Regions from separate parts of the Mus musculus genome. Here region 2 is linked to region 1. A link is a contact called in ENCODE Hi-C or POLR2A ChIA-PET data. All regions are on one chromosome and are shown on one strand. The core of a region is the stretch at or near the end of the contact, and the rest is flanking DNA. Distances in the headings are between cores, read along the strand shown. Region 1 holds the start of Fpgs (folylpolyglutamyl synthetase). Region 2 holds the start of St6galnac6 (ST6 (alpha-N-acetyl-neuraminyl-2,3-beta-galactosyl-1,3)-N-acetylgalactosaminide alpha-2,6-sialyltransferase 6).

Region 1 (7,780 bases), core at 2,196-4,695:
ACTTGCTGCCAAATTTGATCCTCAGGGCCCACATAGTGGAGGGAAAGGACCAGCTCCTGAAGAGTTGTCCCCTGACCTCCACAGATATGCAATGGCATGTATGTGTGTGTGCTCGAGTGCATGTGTGTGCATGTGCATGTGTGCAACCCTAGCACCAGGGAGGAAAGAGAATACAGAAACAGTATGGTATAGAGTCACCTATATATGTATGAGACCCTACCTCAAAATAATAAAATTAATAAGTAGAAAATCATGAAAAGTGTCCTTAGACAACAAAGGACACACAGGTCCAAGGCACAGGTGACATGCCCAGAACCAAGGCACCACTTATAATTTCCTGTTACAACTGGAATAAAACCAGTTTAGATTGGCAGAATTTCCAGTGCTCCATTCTGCTCTGTGTCTGCATTTGTTTCCAGTCAGAGCTGATGTCTACCGTCCAAGGACTCAGGGCCTCAGCCCTGGCTCTAGAGAAAGCCTGTGGCAGGTACTGAAGCTCCTGTCTGCCAGGCAAGGATTCTGCTGCTTAGCCAAAGACAAAAGGAATCAGGGCTGCAGAGAAGGCTCAGCAGCTAAGAGCACTTAACTCTTCCAGAGGATAGGTTCAGGTTCCAGGGCCCCCAGCATGGCTCACAGCTGCCTGTAATTCTAGTTTCAGGGGGTCTGAGCCCTGTCCTCCTTTCTGCCCTCTACTGAAATTGTACAGAGGTGCTGTACAGACCTAAATACAGACAAAACACCCGCATAAGAGAGGGGATAAATTAAAAGGGAAAAGAAACTAAGTTGAGTAACCTGGCTTACAACTGTATTCCTTGAGCCTTAGATATATTTCTAGCACTTGGGGAGCTGAGGCAGGAGAATTGCTGAGAGTTAGAGGCAAGCCTTGGCCATACAGGGAGTTCCAGGCCATACAGGGAGTTCTGGCTGTTTAGTGAGATCCAGTCATAAACAAACAAACAACAAAAAGAGCAAAGAAGGAGACAGGAAAGAGGGAGGAAGAGAGCTAAGTCGCGTTCTGCCTCACTCCACCGAATACACAGAAATAAGTTCTCCCTTGGGATGCTGTATACCTCCAGTGGCACTTCTTACAGGTCTGACCCTTTGGAGGACAGAACCAGGTACAAGATGCTTTTATTTTAATATTATTGTTAGTAGCACTAAGGGACCAATCCCGGTGCCTTTGCATATGCTAGGCAGGACCCCCCCACTTTTTGAGGCAGAGCTTCTCTGTGTAGTCTTTGCTGTCCTAGAACTCACTCTGTAGACCAGAATGGTCTCGAACCCACAGAGACCCACCTGCCTTTGCTTCTGGGATAGAGGTTCTCCTAGAGGCACAAACTGATTTTGTGATTGTCAGAGAGAAGAAAAGGGGGGGGGGCACAAGGGTTATAATTCCAGTCAGTGGGTAGAGGAAGGTTCTGAAAGCCCATAGAGGGGGGAAAAACTAGAAAGACTGAGAGGAAAGTGGGCCAAGAATGAGTGAAGCTGTTCGCTGAAATCCACACTTGGGGAACAAGCAAAATGGCAAATGCCTGTAATCCCAGCACCCGGGTGGTGGAGGCAGAGAATTAAAGTTTTAAATTGTCCTGGGCTACATAGTGAATTAGAGGTAGACCTGGGTTGCATGAGATCTTGTCTCAAAACAGAGGACTATAGCTTAGTGGCAGATGCGTGAGGCTCTGGATGAGATCCCAGTAGGGTATGAAACCAGCCCTGCTGGTGTAGACGGGATCCTCTGAGCACTGAGCTGTGGAAGTGAAAGCAGGACCAGGAGTTTAAAGTGATCTTTTGCCACATAAAGACTCTGAGACTGGCTAGGTGCAGCTATGGTGTCTCAGGTCCACCTGGGTTACAGATGAAACTCCATGGGGGCGGTGTGGGGGGAGTGGGCCAAGAATGAGTGAGGCTGTTCACTGAAATATATGCTTGGACACTTTGATTCCAGCACTCAGGAGGCCAGAGCAAGGAGATGTCTGTGAGTTTGAGGCCAGGAGTACTTTCAGAGAGCAAATGTCTAGATTTCTCCCCGAACAGTCCTTGCTTATTTAAAATAGAAATCTCTGCTAAATATTTAAGCCCAATGTAGAAAAGCAGGAGAGATTGAAAACCCATTGCTGTTGTCCAGTGCCTTCCACAAATGGAAGTACCTCACCTACAATAAGGTGAGACTACTGTTCCCTCCCCCAGAGGGCCCTCAAATCCACTTTCTACCACGGGGGAGTTTCCAACGCCCCAATAAGATTACACACCTTCCCCTAAAGCCAGCAAATTTACTCCAATTTATTTATTTATTTGTTTGTTTGTTTGTTTGTTTGTTTTCGAGACAGGGTTTCTCTGTACAGCCCTGGCTGTCCTGGAACTCACTCGGTAGACCAGGCTGGCCTCAAACTCAGAAATCTGCCTGCCTCTGCCTCCCGAGTGCTGGGATTAAAGGCGTGCGCCACCACTGCCCAGCCAAAATTTTTTTATCTTTACTTAATATTTTTGCCTGTTTGCATTGTGCTTTTGGAGGCCAGAGTCGGGTCAGATCCCCAGTTTGGAGTCTACAATTGTGAGCCGCAGTGTGGGTCCTAAGACTTGAACCTTGAGACTTAACCACTGAGCCATTTCTCCAAACCTAATTTCATACGGGGCTCCAGGTCCCTGCTGATGAAGCATCCCGGGAGCAACCCGGTCCAACCAAATGGAAGTCTTTCCCACTGTCTCCTTCTTAGCCTGGAAATCCCCCCCCCGAACCCCACAGGCCTCGATAGGGGTGTCATTCTTCCGGGAAGTCTTCCTAGGCTTCTAGAGTGAGTTAAGAGTCTGGAGAGGCCGGGCGTGGTGGCACACGCCTTTAATCCCAGCACTTGGGAGGCAGAGGCAGGCGGATTTCTGAGTTCGAGGCCAGCCTGGTCTACAGAGTGAGCTGCAGTTCAGCCAGGGCTGTACAGAGAAACCCTGTCTCGAAAAACCGAAGGGGAAAAAAAAAAAAAGCCTGGAGAGACGGGGTCATATTCTTGACCGAAAAGGCTGCATCCCCACTGTCTGCGTGAGCCAGGACATTTCGGTGCTGGGAATTGATGACACAGGCATCTGCCAGCCCTGTAATTCTATTCCAGCTCAGAGCTTCTCTGCCAAGGAGTCGGGACTGAGAACTGCTGGCTCGGATTGGCTATTTTTGGATGTACAGCGAAGTCCTTAAGACCTGGCACAGACCTGTGGAGGATAGCGACGAAAAGAGTACAGAGTTCCTTTAAGATGGAGGACCCCCTCCCAGGAACACCCTCTTCCCTCCACCCTCCCCGGCAGAGCGCCCCCTAGAAGCATGGCGAGAGCAGCGCACCTCCGGACCATCTGCCCCTCACAAAGATGGCCGTGATAAGGCGCTGCTTCTCATTGGTCCGGGAAAATCTAGAGACTCGGATTGGTGGGTCTTAGGATGGCGTCAGGGCGGGGCGGGGCGAAGCGGGGCGGCTCCGGCCCAGGCCTAGCTTGCGGTGGCATTAAGACTATGTCGTGGGCGCGGAGCCGACTGTGCTCGACTCTGTCCCTGGCAGCTGTTTCTGCGCGTGGTGCAACGACGGAGGGCGCGGCGCGGCGGGGGATGAGCGCGTGGCCAGCGCCACAGGAGCCGGGCATGGAGTATCAGGTTTCTGACCGTTCCCGCGGGCAAACGGTCCCGTACTGACACGTGGGCAGCACCGGAGCCTTGCTCCGCTCTCCGCCAGCTGCTGGGGGCACCGGAGCATGAAGTTGCGGGGCTCGAGAGGCGGGGACATCCCAGAGCCCAGGGGAGGTGACAGAGACCGGAAAGTTGAGCTCAGGTGGCCCGATGTGGGAATTCTGAGAGCGCGTGTCCGGTGTTGCAGAGGGAATGGGCGCAGGTGACACACCAGAACGTCCAGAATCTGAATTGAGTTTTAGAAGTTCCAATGCAGGGCAATGCAGGATGAAGGGAAGGGAGGAGTTCTGGAGTACAGAGTGGAAGTACCCAGGAGGATCTGGGATTGGGGTCTCCAAGACTCGAAGACTGGAATCTAAGTATTCAGAATTGACCGGCGGGCAGGCAGAAAAAGAGGCAATAAAGAGACCAAGAATCTAGAACAAACTGTAGATTACAAACTGTGCCAGGGTCAGTTGTCAATGACCAGAACTTAATGCTGGCCAGGCAGGTGGCACCGGTTTAGGGCTGTGAGGCTTCCAGCCAAGCCTTGAGGATAAGAGGGCAGGCGACCCAGCTGGTGCCCGAAAGGAACTGCCTAAGCACAGGTTTCTCAGAATGTAGGGTAATTGAAACACACGACTGGATTTATATCCTCAAATGCCTCTCATTTAGGCCTCTCTGTTTATTTTCTGTTTCCACTCCCATCCCCCAAAGCCGTCTCCTGAGGCTGTCTGTACCCACCTGTGGATTCTGGCCCGACAACTCTTGAGTGTACTTTCCCTCCCTCTGTACCTCCTCTTCCAGATCTAATTGCTTACTTACATTGTCTTGTCTTAGGGTTAGAAGGTGGAACTCTCAAATATTCCAAAATTCAAAGTTCCTAGATTTCTAACGTCCTGGCCCCCACTCAGTGGGTGTCCAGTATAGTGGTAGAGAGATTAAGGAAAAAACCTTCCTTCCAGGGTTGGTCTTGTGTGTGAAGGCTGAGGGCATAGAAGCTTGGGGAAGGCAGCCCAGGAAATGAAGGTCCGTTAATCTTGCCAGCTTTACCTGGCACTCCCTGGGTGGGGCTAGCTTGCCCATGGCTCCCATCTTTGCTAGAACTGGAGATATGCCAGGGCTGTCCCACCAAATAGCTGTCGGCAAAGGCAGCGTGGCTGGTATAACGGGCCTGTTGCCCTGGTTTTGCCACTGGTGGGCTGGGTCTCTCTGTCCTTAAGGACCCTCACTGAACTGGGACTATGGTTGCTAGGATGCTGTGCGCACGCTCAACACCCTGCAAACCAATGCCAGCTACCTGGAGCAGGTAAAGCGCCAACGGAGTGACCCCCAGGCGCAGCTGGAGGCTATGGAGATGTACCTGGCACGGAGTGGACTGCAGGTAAGGTTGTACATCCTGCAAGACATCTCGACCCTATCTGCGCGTGCGAGCCCAGTGGCTGAGGCGAGGACCTTTCTGTCTGTTGTAGGTGGAGGACTTGAACCGGCTAAACATTATTCATGTCACTGGGACCAAAGGGAAGGTAAGAGCAATCCAGGAGTCCATGTGGTGGACTGGTGCCCATCCACCTTTTTTTGTTTGTTTTTTTGGTTTTGGTTTTTCGAGACAGGGTTTCTCTGTGTAGCCCTGGCTGTCCTGGAACTCACTCTGTAGACCAGGCTGGCCTCGAACTCAGAAATATGCCTGCCTCTGCCTCCCAAGTGCTGGGATTAAAGGCATGTGCCGCCACTGCTCGGTTCACCTTATTTTTTTAAAGATGTATTTATTTATTGTATGTGTAGGAGTGCACTGTCGCTGTCCTCACACACACCATAAGAGGGCATCAGATCCCATTATAGATGACTATGAGCCACCACGTGGTTGCTGGGAATTGAACTCAGGACCTCCGGGAGAGCAGTCAGTGCTCTTAACTGCTGAGCCATCTCTCCAGCCCCTGCCTGTCCAACTTTATTAATTGATTCTCTACATGCTGCTACCAAAGAGCACCTTAGGGTGTCCTGTTAGGGTCCCGATTGCTGTGCTGAAACACCATGACCAAAAGCAACCTGGGGAGGGAAGGGTTAACTTCACTTGCATTCCATAGAACAGTTTCTCACCCAAAGAAGTCAGGACAAGAACTCAAACAGGGTGGGAACCTGGAGGCAGGAGCTGATACAGAGGCCAGGAGGGATGCCGCATATTGGCTTAGTCATCAGGGCTTTCTCAGCCTGCTTTTTTTTTTTTTTGAGGGGGGGGGGTTTGAGACAGGTTTTTCTCTGTATAGTCCTTGTTGTCCTGGAACTCACTCTGTAGACCAGGCTGGCCTCGAACTCAGAAATCCGCCTGCCTCTGCCTCCCCAGTAGTGGGATTAAAGGCGTGCGCCGCCACCACCACGCCCGGCACCTCATGCTGGAGCTTATGGAGGCTCCCATAAGCTGGATCGCTGAGGTTTCCCCCTCTCGGATGGCCAGCTTTTGCCAAGCTGACATCAGACTGTCATGTCGGGCATGTAGGAAAGAGAGTTTACTTGGCTGTGAGTTCTGGGAGATGTGGTCCCCCATGGCAGGTGATCACATGATCACATTGCATCCTCAGTCAGGAAGGGATTGATGTGTGCTTGTGTGCCTCGGTCAACCCTGTCGAGAAACTCCTCCCCAGGCCTGCCCGGCACGTCTCCCTGGTGATTCTGGGCGACAACCAGCAGTACCCATCATTTCATCCTACCCAATGCTTTCCAGGGCTCCACCTGTGCCTTCACCGAACGGATCCTGCGGAATTACGGCCTGAAGACCGGCTTCTTTAGGTACTGGGCTCTGTGTGAGTGGGTGTGGGTGTCTGTGTCTCAGCTCTAGAAGGCTATGGTGCTAGAGCCAAGGTCAGCCTCTCTGCCTCTCCCCCGGTATTTGTTGATTCAGCAAACATTAAATCCACAGTGCCAGTGTTAGCCCACTAATAGCAGCCATCAGTTTCCATAAGGAATAAATTGGAGGGAGAGAGGCGACCTGTGTCTCAAGGTGTGGCCTAAGTACCTGGCTGGAAGAACCAGGTGACCTTTTATTAATTTAAGTTCCAAATGTAATTTTTGCCCGTTAAATTTTTAAATTATTCTTCTTGCTTTATGTGTGTGTGTATTTTGCTGCATGTATGTGCTAGTATTGGAATTACACAGGGTTCTGAGCCACGTGTGTGTTAGGAATGAAACCCAGGTCTTCTGCAAGAGCATTCAGTGCTCTTCATTGCTGAGCCATCGATCCAGTCCCTGTTTGAGGCAGGTGTCACTCTAGCCCAGGCTGACCTGGAACTCACTTTGTCCCTCAGGCAGGCCTACAACCTGGGCTCTTCCTACCTCAGTCTCCTGCTGGAGTTGCGGGTGTGAGCCACCGCACTGCACAACTTGGTTTTGTCTGCTTTTTTAATGTTTGTTTTGTTTGGGGGGTGGGGTGTCTCTCTATGAAGCTCTGACTGGCCTGGGATTCTATAGATTAGTCTGGCGAAGAATTCACAGTCTAACCTGTCTCTGCTTCTTGATTGCTGAGATTAAAGTTGTGCACCACTTTACCCACCTTTGAGTATGATTTATGTGTGCATGGGCACACAAGCATATGTTTATCTCAGTGTGTGTTTTTCTGTCTTTCCTTCCTTCCTTCTTCCTTTCCCCCTCTCCCTTACCCTCTACCCTCCCTCTCTCCCACTCTCCCTTCCCTCCCCTCCCCCTTTCCCCCTCTTCCTCTCCCCCTCCTCCTCTCCTTCTCCCCTCCCCCTCTCCCCTCGCCCTCTCCCCCCGCCCTCTCCCCCTTCTCCTTCCCCTCCCCTCCCTCTCCTCCTCTCTGCCTCCCCTCTCCCTCCCCTCTTCCTCCTCCTATCCCCATCCCCTCTCCCTCCTCTCTTCCTCCTCCTATCCCCCTCCCCTCCTCCTCCTCCTATCCCCTTCCCCTCCTTCTCCCTCCCCCCTTCCCCTCCCCCTCTCCTCTCTGTCTTCTTCCGAGATTGGGTCTCTCACTGAACCTGGAGTTCCTAGATTCAGCTGGATAACTATGCATTAGCAACCCCAGGGATGCTCCTGTGTCTGCTCCCCAGAAGTGGGGTAATCAATTCACAGCCGCTGGCTGGTTTCTTTTTGCAGCGGTTGGGGTGGGTGAGGATGGAGTGTGAG
Region 2 (7,780 bases), core at 3,878-6,377, 87 kb after region 1:
TACCATGCTCTTTTTTTTATTTGCAAAGGATTGAGCCTAGGGCCTCACGAGGCAATTAACCTCTTATCTTAACCTCTTCTTAACCTCCATCTTTTTTTCCGTATCTTAACCTCTTAACCAATTAACTATCTTTCCAGTCCAGTCATGTTGCTGCTGCCCCTTCAGGTTAGACCTGTACTGAGTGCTAGAGCTGGGTCTATCTCAATCCCAGGCCCCTGGCTGAGGCCCGCAGAAGGTTCTCAAGAAGAGAGGCCAACATGGTGTCGCACAGTTAACACCCCCCCCCACCCCCCAGGGCTCTGGAGGCTGAGGCCTGAGGATTGCTGCAAGTTTAATGTTAGCCTGGGCTACAGGGTACAGGAAATGAGTGTCTGAGAAGGCTTTGCTGGATTGAATTGGGTGACAAGGTTCCATAGGAGATGCCTAGACACAGGTTGGGGGAAGGGACATCCAAATGCAAGTTCATGTCTTCCCCTAATAGTAACTCTCCATGAGTTGTCAGTGTACAGCTGGCTCAACACACTTTTGGGTTCTGTAGACTCAACAAAGAAGCATCAACAGTGTCGTCAGGCCTATAATGGTTGTACCAGCACTGAACATCTATAGGCTTCCTACCTTGTTATTAGTTCCTAACTTTGTGATTGATTGATTGATTTTAAGACAGTGTCTCACACAGCCCAGACCACCTCCAACTCACTGTGTAAGAAAAGTTGGCTCTGATCTACTGATCCTCTGGCCCCCACTCCTAAGTGCTGGGATGGCAAGTCTGTGCGCCTACATCAGCAGCTTCTGCTGCACACACCGGATTAGGCATTATAGGTTATCTAGAGGTGGTAAACTATAGAGAGCATTGCCTGGGTTATATGCAGTGACTAAGCCATCCCGTGCGAAGAACTTGAGATTACATCCTTGGATTTCTGTTTTCTCGGAAATCCCGGAAGCAACCTCTTATAAATACGAAGGAATTTGTCACTTCTCGCTCCATGTTCCTGTGTTTTGCCTGCTTGGTGAAAATGGATCTGGGCTCTTTTAAATATTTTCCCTCGCCAAAGCGTTTTAAGGTTTCTCGGTAGAGGGCGCCGGAGAAACACTGAAGGAATATCAACAAACTGGGCAGGATCCCCTAAGTCCCTTTAGGGGTCTGAGACCCCCATATTATGGAGACCATAGATTATGTGAAGCTCAGCTCCTCCAGAGCATTCAACTACAGCTAGCCCCCAGAAGCTATAACTTCCCCCTTTAAAAGGCCGTGTAGTAGAAGGCGAGTGGGCTACAGCTATGCTGTCTCCCGCGGGGCTTGTGGTTCCGCCCATGGGGCGGGGCCTACACCAGGTCCTTAAACCCACTCACTGCAAGTAGAAACATTGGAAGGGAGAAAAGGCATCTAGCACACGCAGCCTGCTCAGCGACATCCCAGCTGAGCAACAAGTGCACGACAGAGTGTGTCAATTGTCTCCTCTCAGCGGGAACGGCTCACTGGGAGCTGAGGGCCTTGGTCTCGTCCACTATCACTACAGTATCATAATCAAAACCTCAAACTTCAACGCACAGGTCCCACTAAATGCTTTTAGCATTTCTGCATCACCAAAATTCAGAAAGACCAAGTCTAGGAGCTGGGGGTGTGTTCAGTTGTTAAGAGCGCTCAACTAGCATTCGGGAAGCCCTGGTTTTGAGTCCCAACATTACATAAACTAGGCACGGGAGGAAAGGGCTCAAGTCCCAGCACTCAGAAGGTAGAGGCCGGAGAATCAGGAGTTCTAGGTCATCCTAGGTTACACAGTGAGACCAGCCTGGTATCTACCTGACCTATCACACACAGTTTGTTTTTTTTTTTAAAGTCTAACCATGACAAATTAGAGAGCTGCATATTTCCTTCTGGTTGTTTGCTTTTTGAGATAAGTTTCTCCACTTGGCCCTGGCTGTCCTAAAATACATTATGTAGACTAGGAACGTTCAGAGATCTACCCATCTCAGCCTCCGGGAGTGCTGGGACTCTGTGTACTAGACACCATGCCCGCCTGCCTCACAACCATTTCTTAATCATTCCAGTTCCTGATGCTCCATGCCCTGCTGCCATTGAGAATTCTGTACTGAACTATCCCTGCCAAAGGACTGTGCTGCCCTCCTAGACTCAGGCTATCACAAGCATCTCACACTCTGCCATGAAGCCTGTGGAAAGGTTTGGGGGGTAGGGGGGTCAAACACATAGTAGGTGCTCAGAAAATAGGAACAGCCAGGCAATGGTGGTGCATGCCTTTAATCCCAGCACTTGGGAGGCAGAGGCAGGCGGATTTCTGAGTTCGAGGCCAGCCTGGTCTACAGAGTGAGCTCCAGGACAGCCAGGGCTACACAGAGAAACCCTGTCTCGAAAAAAACAAAACAAAACAAAAAAGCCCAACAAAACAACAACAACAACGGAAGGAAGGAAGAAAGAAAACAGGAACAAATACATGATGGGGATTCAGGTACTCTGATTTTGAACATGGCCATTCCCCCAAGGCCCCTGTTCACTTCCCCATCCCTATCCTGCACGGCACTCCCCAGAACCATTCACAGTCAATGCTTTCCCACTGATACATAAGCCAAGCTTTTGGATATCAAAGAGGACCTTGGGCCCAGAGAGAGGCGAGAGTGCACTCAGTGGCTGAAGCAGAGTTTGAACCCAGACCTCCTGGGTACCCACTCTCCTGTGTGGGCTGGCGTGAAGACGCCAAAGCCTGGGCAGGTTAAAAGAAGTCCGTTTCACAGACGGTTGTGCGAGCAGCTCAAACTGGGGTGAGAAACGAAGGACTTACTTTGTTGCTACTCATCTCTCTCCGGCGTCTGCTGAAGGGTAGAGGCCAGCGTCCGGCAGGTGGCCCGGGGGGCAGGGTTGTGGGGTCACACCTGCAAGCCACCAGAAAGGGTTATGGCCGGAGGCCCTCCCCTGGATGCGGCTGGATCTCAGGTCGCGCCTCTACCCAACAGCTCTCCCAAGTTTAAGGTTCAGGGCTGTTTCTGTTTTGTCCTGGTTCCCACTCATACTTCAAGCAGGGATGGTCCAAAAGTTTCCTAGGTCCTGACACCCTCCTCACAGGCCTTTGAACCCCAGGGCTCAGTGAATTCGGTCATTGGTCAATGTGATCTTGGGGTCAAGGGCAAGCCTTCCTGCCCCGCCCAGCTGTGTGCCTCACTCTATAACCCTCCCTTCCCTCCCACCACTGGGCCTGGCCCTTCTACACTTCCAAGCCCCAACCTGTAAGCAGGCCATAAGAGGGCATCCAGCCCACTTCCTCTGGCAGCTACAGCCCAAAAACGCAAAAAAGGGCTGGCATAGAGAGGAAGAAAACTAGGCTGGATCCTCAAAGGGGATCCCCAGATCAGAGCGCGCGCTCCCCGGGGAGCCTCTCGGCTCCGGTCACTATCTCCGCCCCCTGACCTAGCTGCGGTTTACTCCTACTCCAGGAATAGCTAGAAACCTCCAGGCTAGAGTGCCACACACACCGCTCCTGATTGGCCAGGCCTGGCTCCTCCCATTGCCAAGCACGACCCCACCCCGTGGCAGCTCCCACTACCATCCCCAGGCTTCATGGTTCCCCTGTGCCATCCCAGTATCTTCAGTCAGAGACCCCAGACTTCTGTCTGTCCCCAGCGGGCAGTTCAGGAAACAGGCTTAATGGAAGGGAGGCGTGGCTTGTCCGTGGACTCAAACCGTTAGGTCAGAAGACAGGAGGCCAGAATCCTAGAGTCGCCCCCATTAACCCTGACACCTCCAGCATTCAAAGCTCCCCTGGGTCTGGCCACAGCTCCCAGACAGACCACCGTCTTACTACCCTGTCTTGCGCATGCCCCGTGCTCCAGACACTTGGAGCACTCCAGGTCCCAGGCCCACGCCCCACTTTCCCACCTTTGCCTGAGCAGTGCCCTCAGCCAGGACTACGGTTCCCCCGGTCAGGCCCGTCACGGTCCTGCTCTGAGAACGCCATGGTCAGAACAGCGTATCAGGTGCCAGTGCGAATGTCGGGTCCACACTTACTGGCTGGGGGGCCTCGAGCAAGCCATGTGACCTCTCTGAGCCTCAGTTTCCTCATCTGTGAAATGGGAATAAGAACTGGTAACTCCTGGGGCGACTGGAAAGATGCATGCATTTGTGAAAAGGAGAGCCGAAGGCTTGAAAGTACTATATCAGAAATCCTAAGCCTTCGGGTTACTCCGTTCAATGCCCGCCCCTGCACAAGCCTGTCCCAGAAACAATCCTCCCCCTCTTGACCCCAAGCCGGGGACTTCCCTTATATTACGAAACATGCTCCGGAGCTACGCAAAGCATCGCCTGCCTACACACTTTTCAAGGCAACGCCTGGTAGGTGCTCTTGCTCCCCATTTCACAGATGAGGAGACTGAGGGATCAGAGAGGCAACGCGCCTCGCAGGGAGCAGGAGCAAGCGGGGGAGGGGGGAATCTTGTAGTGTTTGTTTACAGGGCGGAGCCTGAAAGGGTCTCCCGGGAGGGTCCCCTTGTAGCCTGTGCGTGCGCCAGACATCTAGTTCGGCTCGGAGTGGCCAGGCCTGGTGGGGAGCTGCTGACTCCGCTGGGGAGGTGGCAGCCCAGAAGCCTAGACTCAGCTCCAAGGCTGGACCTGCGGAGGCTGAGCTCTGGGCTGAGGGTGAGGGCCGCACCCTGAGCTCGCTCTGGGGCTTCTCCAGGTGACGGGAGCAGGGTACCCCCGAGTGCCTCGTGAGAGGCTCAGCCCCGCTCCCCATCTTCTGCCGCTGCACCCTAGGGTCAAGCATCCTATCCTGACCCCGGCTCTGCAGGGGAGGGGTGCGGGGCCGCGGCAGGGTCGCCCCATCTCCAACACGAGAGGCCCAAAGAATCCCGCTAGATCTCGGGGTGCAGTTAGCAAGCAGAGTGGGTCTCGGGGAGCCCTGGGGCTCCCCCCTTATCAGCGGCTCCCCACTGCCGAGGCGCAAGCACAAGCCCCCTCCCGCTCTGCTGCCCGCCCCCGCGCAGCACCGGCTCACCTCCGCCGGGGAGCGCCCGGCCCCCCGCGGCCCCCGCACCCCGTCACATGGCGCCGGGAGCCGAGAACCGGGGTCCGCGCCGCTCTGGCCGCCCAGGCCCCGCCGCAGCTCCAGCCCGCCGGGTCCTAGCGCCGGCGCTCGCAGTCCCGTTAGGGCCGAGCGAGAGGGCGGAGCCTCAGGCTGCGGATGGCCCCGCCCCAGGGAGGTGCCAGAGAGGAGAGACGCTCTCCCACAGCACCCTCGTGCCCCGCGCCCCATCCCAAATCTCATCCATTTCTCTCTCTCCAAATGGACACCAGGACCTCGGATGGGGAATCCGAAACGCGGAGATCACTGGGTTCGAACTCTGGTTATTAATTACCTGGACTCCCCCTCGTAGAGACCCAGTAACCATCCCCTAGGCAGCTTGGTACTTCATCTCCTTATCTCCGGAAAATGGAGAGAGCAACGTTTGAAAACGTAGCTTTTGATGGGCCTGGTAGCTTAGAGGCCTGCACCCTACTTAGGAGATAGAAGAGGGCGGAAGACTGTTGCAAGTTCAAGGCCAGCCTGATAGACATAGTGAGTACCGGGCCGGCCAGGGGTACATGGAGAGATCTTGGCTCAACTCTCTTCATCCTACCCTCAAATATTCGTTGCACTATTTTATGTGACTAAAAGGAAGCAATCTGGACCCAACCAACTGGATGGCTCAGCAGTTACAAATACTGGCAACTCTTCTAGAGGACCTGGGGTCCACTCCCAGCACAGTCCTAGGAGGATCTGTCGCCCTCTTCTGGCATCCATGGGTACTGCACATATATGTGGTACACAGACATGTGGAAGCAAAACATCCATACACATAAAATAAAATGAAAAATTAAAGAAAAATGCAACCTGAGGGCTAGGGAGATAGTCAATATGTCAGACTCGATGCCGTGTTCTGCTTCTGTCTTTCGAAACAGGGTTTCTTGGTGTAGCCCTGGCTGTCCTGAAACTTGCTCTCTAGACCAAGCTGGCATTGAACTCACAGAGATCCCTCTGCCTCCCCAAGTGGTGGGATTAAAGCCGTGTGCTACCCCCGCCCAGCGACGTCACGTGTTTGTAATCCCCATTCTGGGGGTGGGAAGAACAGGAGACCCCTCCAGCTAGCTTACCCTTTCTGGGCCTCCCAGGTCAAGGAAAGAACATTGGAGGCTGACCTTTGGCCTCCAGACATCCAGGGATGTGCATGTATGGACACAGGGATGTGCATATGTAGCCTGTTAGAAAGCTGGTTACATAAACAAAGACTGCCTACCCATAGTGTTCTAAGAGGCTGGGAACGAGGGTTAACGTGCATGCCTGAGAGGGTGATGGGGAGATTTAGGAAGAGAAAGCATGTTTAAAGAGTTCTGTTTTGTAATTACTTAGGAAAACATCATAGTAAAACTTTCCATTCCCCACCCTAGGTACCTATTAGGTCCTGCAGATGTACACAGTGAAGGTCACAGCTGGACAGTTTGAAACACAAGAGTAGAAATAGTCCAGATATCTACTAACAGGAGAATGGAAAGTTTGTTTGTTTGGTTTGATTTGGTTTTCTTTCTTTCTTTCTTTCTTTCTTTCTTTCTTTCTTTCTTTCTTTCTTTTTTTTCTTCGAGATAGGGTTTCTCTGTGTAGCCCTGGCTGTCCTGGATCTCTCTCTGTAGACCAAGCTGGCCTTGAACTCAGAAATCCGCCTGCCTCTGCCTCCCAAGTGATTGATTTGGTTTTCAAGACAAAGGTTCTTCTGGGTAGCCTTAGCTGTCTTGGGACTCGATTTGTAGACCTGGCTGGCCTTAAACTCAGATCCACCTCTGCTGTGCTGGGATTAAAGGCATTTGTCATCACCACCTGGCAAGGGTTTTTGTTTTTGTTTTTTGTTTGTTTGTTTTTCGAGACAGGGTTTCTCTGTGTAGCCCTGGCTGTTCTGGAACTCACTCTGCAGACCAGGCTAGCCTTGAACTCAGAAATTCACCGGCCTCTGCCTCCCAAGTGCTGGGATTAAAGGTGTGTGCCACCATGCCCGGCTTGTTTTTGTTTTTTTAAGGAATATTTACACTGTGGACTATTACACGGCAGGGGCAATGATAAGCTATAGGAACGCTGGTGAATCTTGGAGACCCAAGGAGTGAAAATAACAAATGTAGCCTGGCAGAGGCACGCCTGTGATCCCAGCACACGGCTAGGGGAGTGGATGTAGTAGAGTCAAGGCTATCTTCTGCTAAATACCAAGTTCAAAGACAGCCAAATGAAATGGAAACCCTGGTTTTCTTCGGCTCCTTTTCCGAGGCCCCGCCTCCCGCTCTCACCCCGCCCCCTCCTTCATCCTGTCCCCTGCTTGTAGATTAGGATGTGGGTCTCAGCTTCTGCTCCAACACCATGCCAGCCGCTATGCTCCCCACCATGATGATAATGGACTAAGCGTCTATAACTATAAACAAACTATAACCCACAATTCAATGCTTTCTTTTCTAAGAGTTGCCTTGGTTGTGGTGTCCCTTCACAGAAATAGAACACTAACTAGGACAAAAACAAACCAAAAAGAAACCTACTTGGCATTGCCAAGGGCAGGAGATAGCCATTGCCCGTATCACTGATTAAAGTTTTAAAAGCACCAGGGAGACCGCACATTACAGTATCCATGCACACTGTGTTCAAGAGGCTCATAGCCTTCATATGTGCTATAACTTACTAAAATAATATAAACACATCAGCCTATCACAAAATTAGAATATCACAATTTAAGGGAGCTGGCTCAGCAGGTAAAAGTGCATGCC

The links. A loop is a pair of places that touch in the nucleus more often than their neighbours do. ChIA-PET counts read pairs that join two places held with the same protein, here RNA polymerase II (POLR2A).
Region 2: a map of T-helper 2 cell shows a loop between it and region 1 (2.0-fold over the local background). The contact joins the promoter of St6galnac6 here to the promoter of Fpgs in region 1. A Hi-C loop is called at or near these places in 1 of 37 maps with a recorded cell type or tissue (T-helper 2 cell). POLR2A ChIA-PET finds 5 or more read pairs at or near these places in 2 of 5 experiments (Patski and embryonic stem cell).

Annotation. Positions count from the first base shown.
Region 1 is chr2:32,689,840-32,697,619 of GRCm38, reverse strand. It overlaps Fpgs (folylpolyglutamyl synthetase), which reads left to right and starts at 3,445. Exons shown (of 15, transcript NM_010236.2): 1 at 3,445-3,631; 2 at 4,899-5,027; 3 at 5,116-5,169; 4 at 6,366-6,430. The coding sequence starts at 3,494.
Region 2 is chr2:32,604,332-32,612,111 of GRCm38, reverse strand. It overlaps St6galnac6 (ST6 (alpha-N-acetyl-neuraminyl-2,3-beta-galactosyl-1,3)-N-acetylgalactosaminide alpha-2,6-sialyltransferase 6), which reads right to left and starts at 5,127. Exons shown (of 7, transcript NM_016973.3): 1 at 5,001-5,127; 2 at 4,016-4,070; 3 at 2,796-2,886. The coding sequence starts at 4,041. It overlaps Gm52551 (a long non-coding RNA gene), which reads left to right and starts at 4,211. Exons shown (of 2, transcript XR_003954025.1): 1 at 4,211-4,339.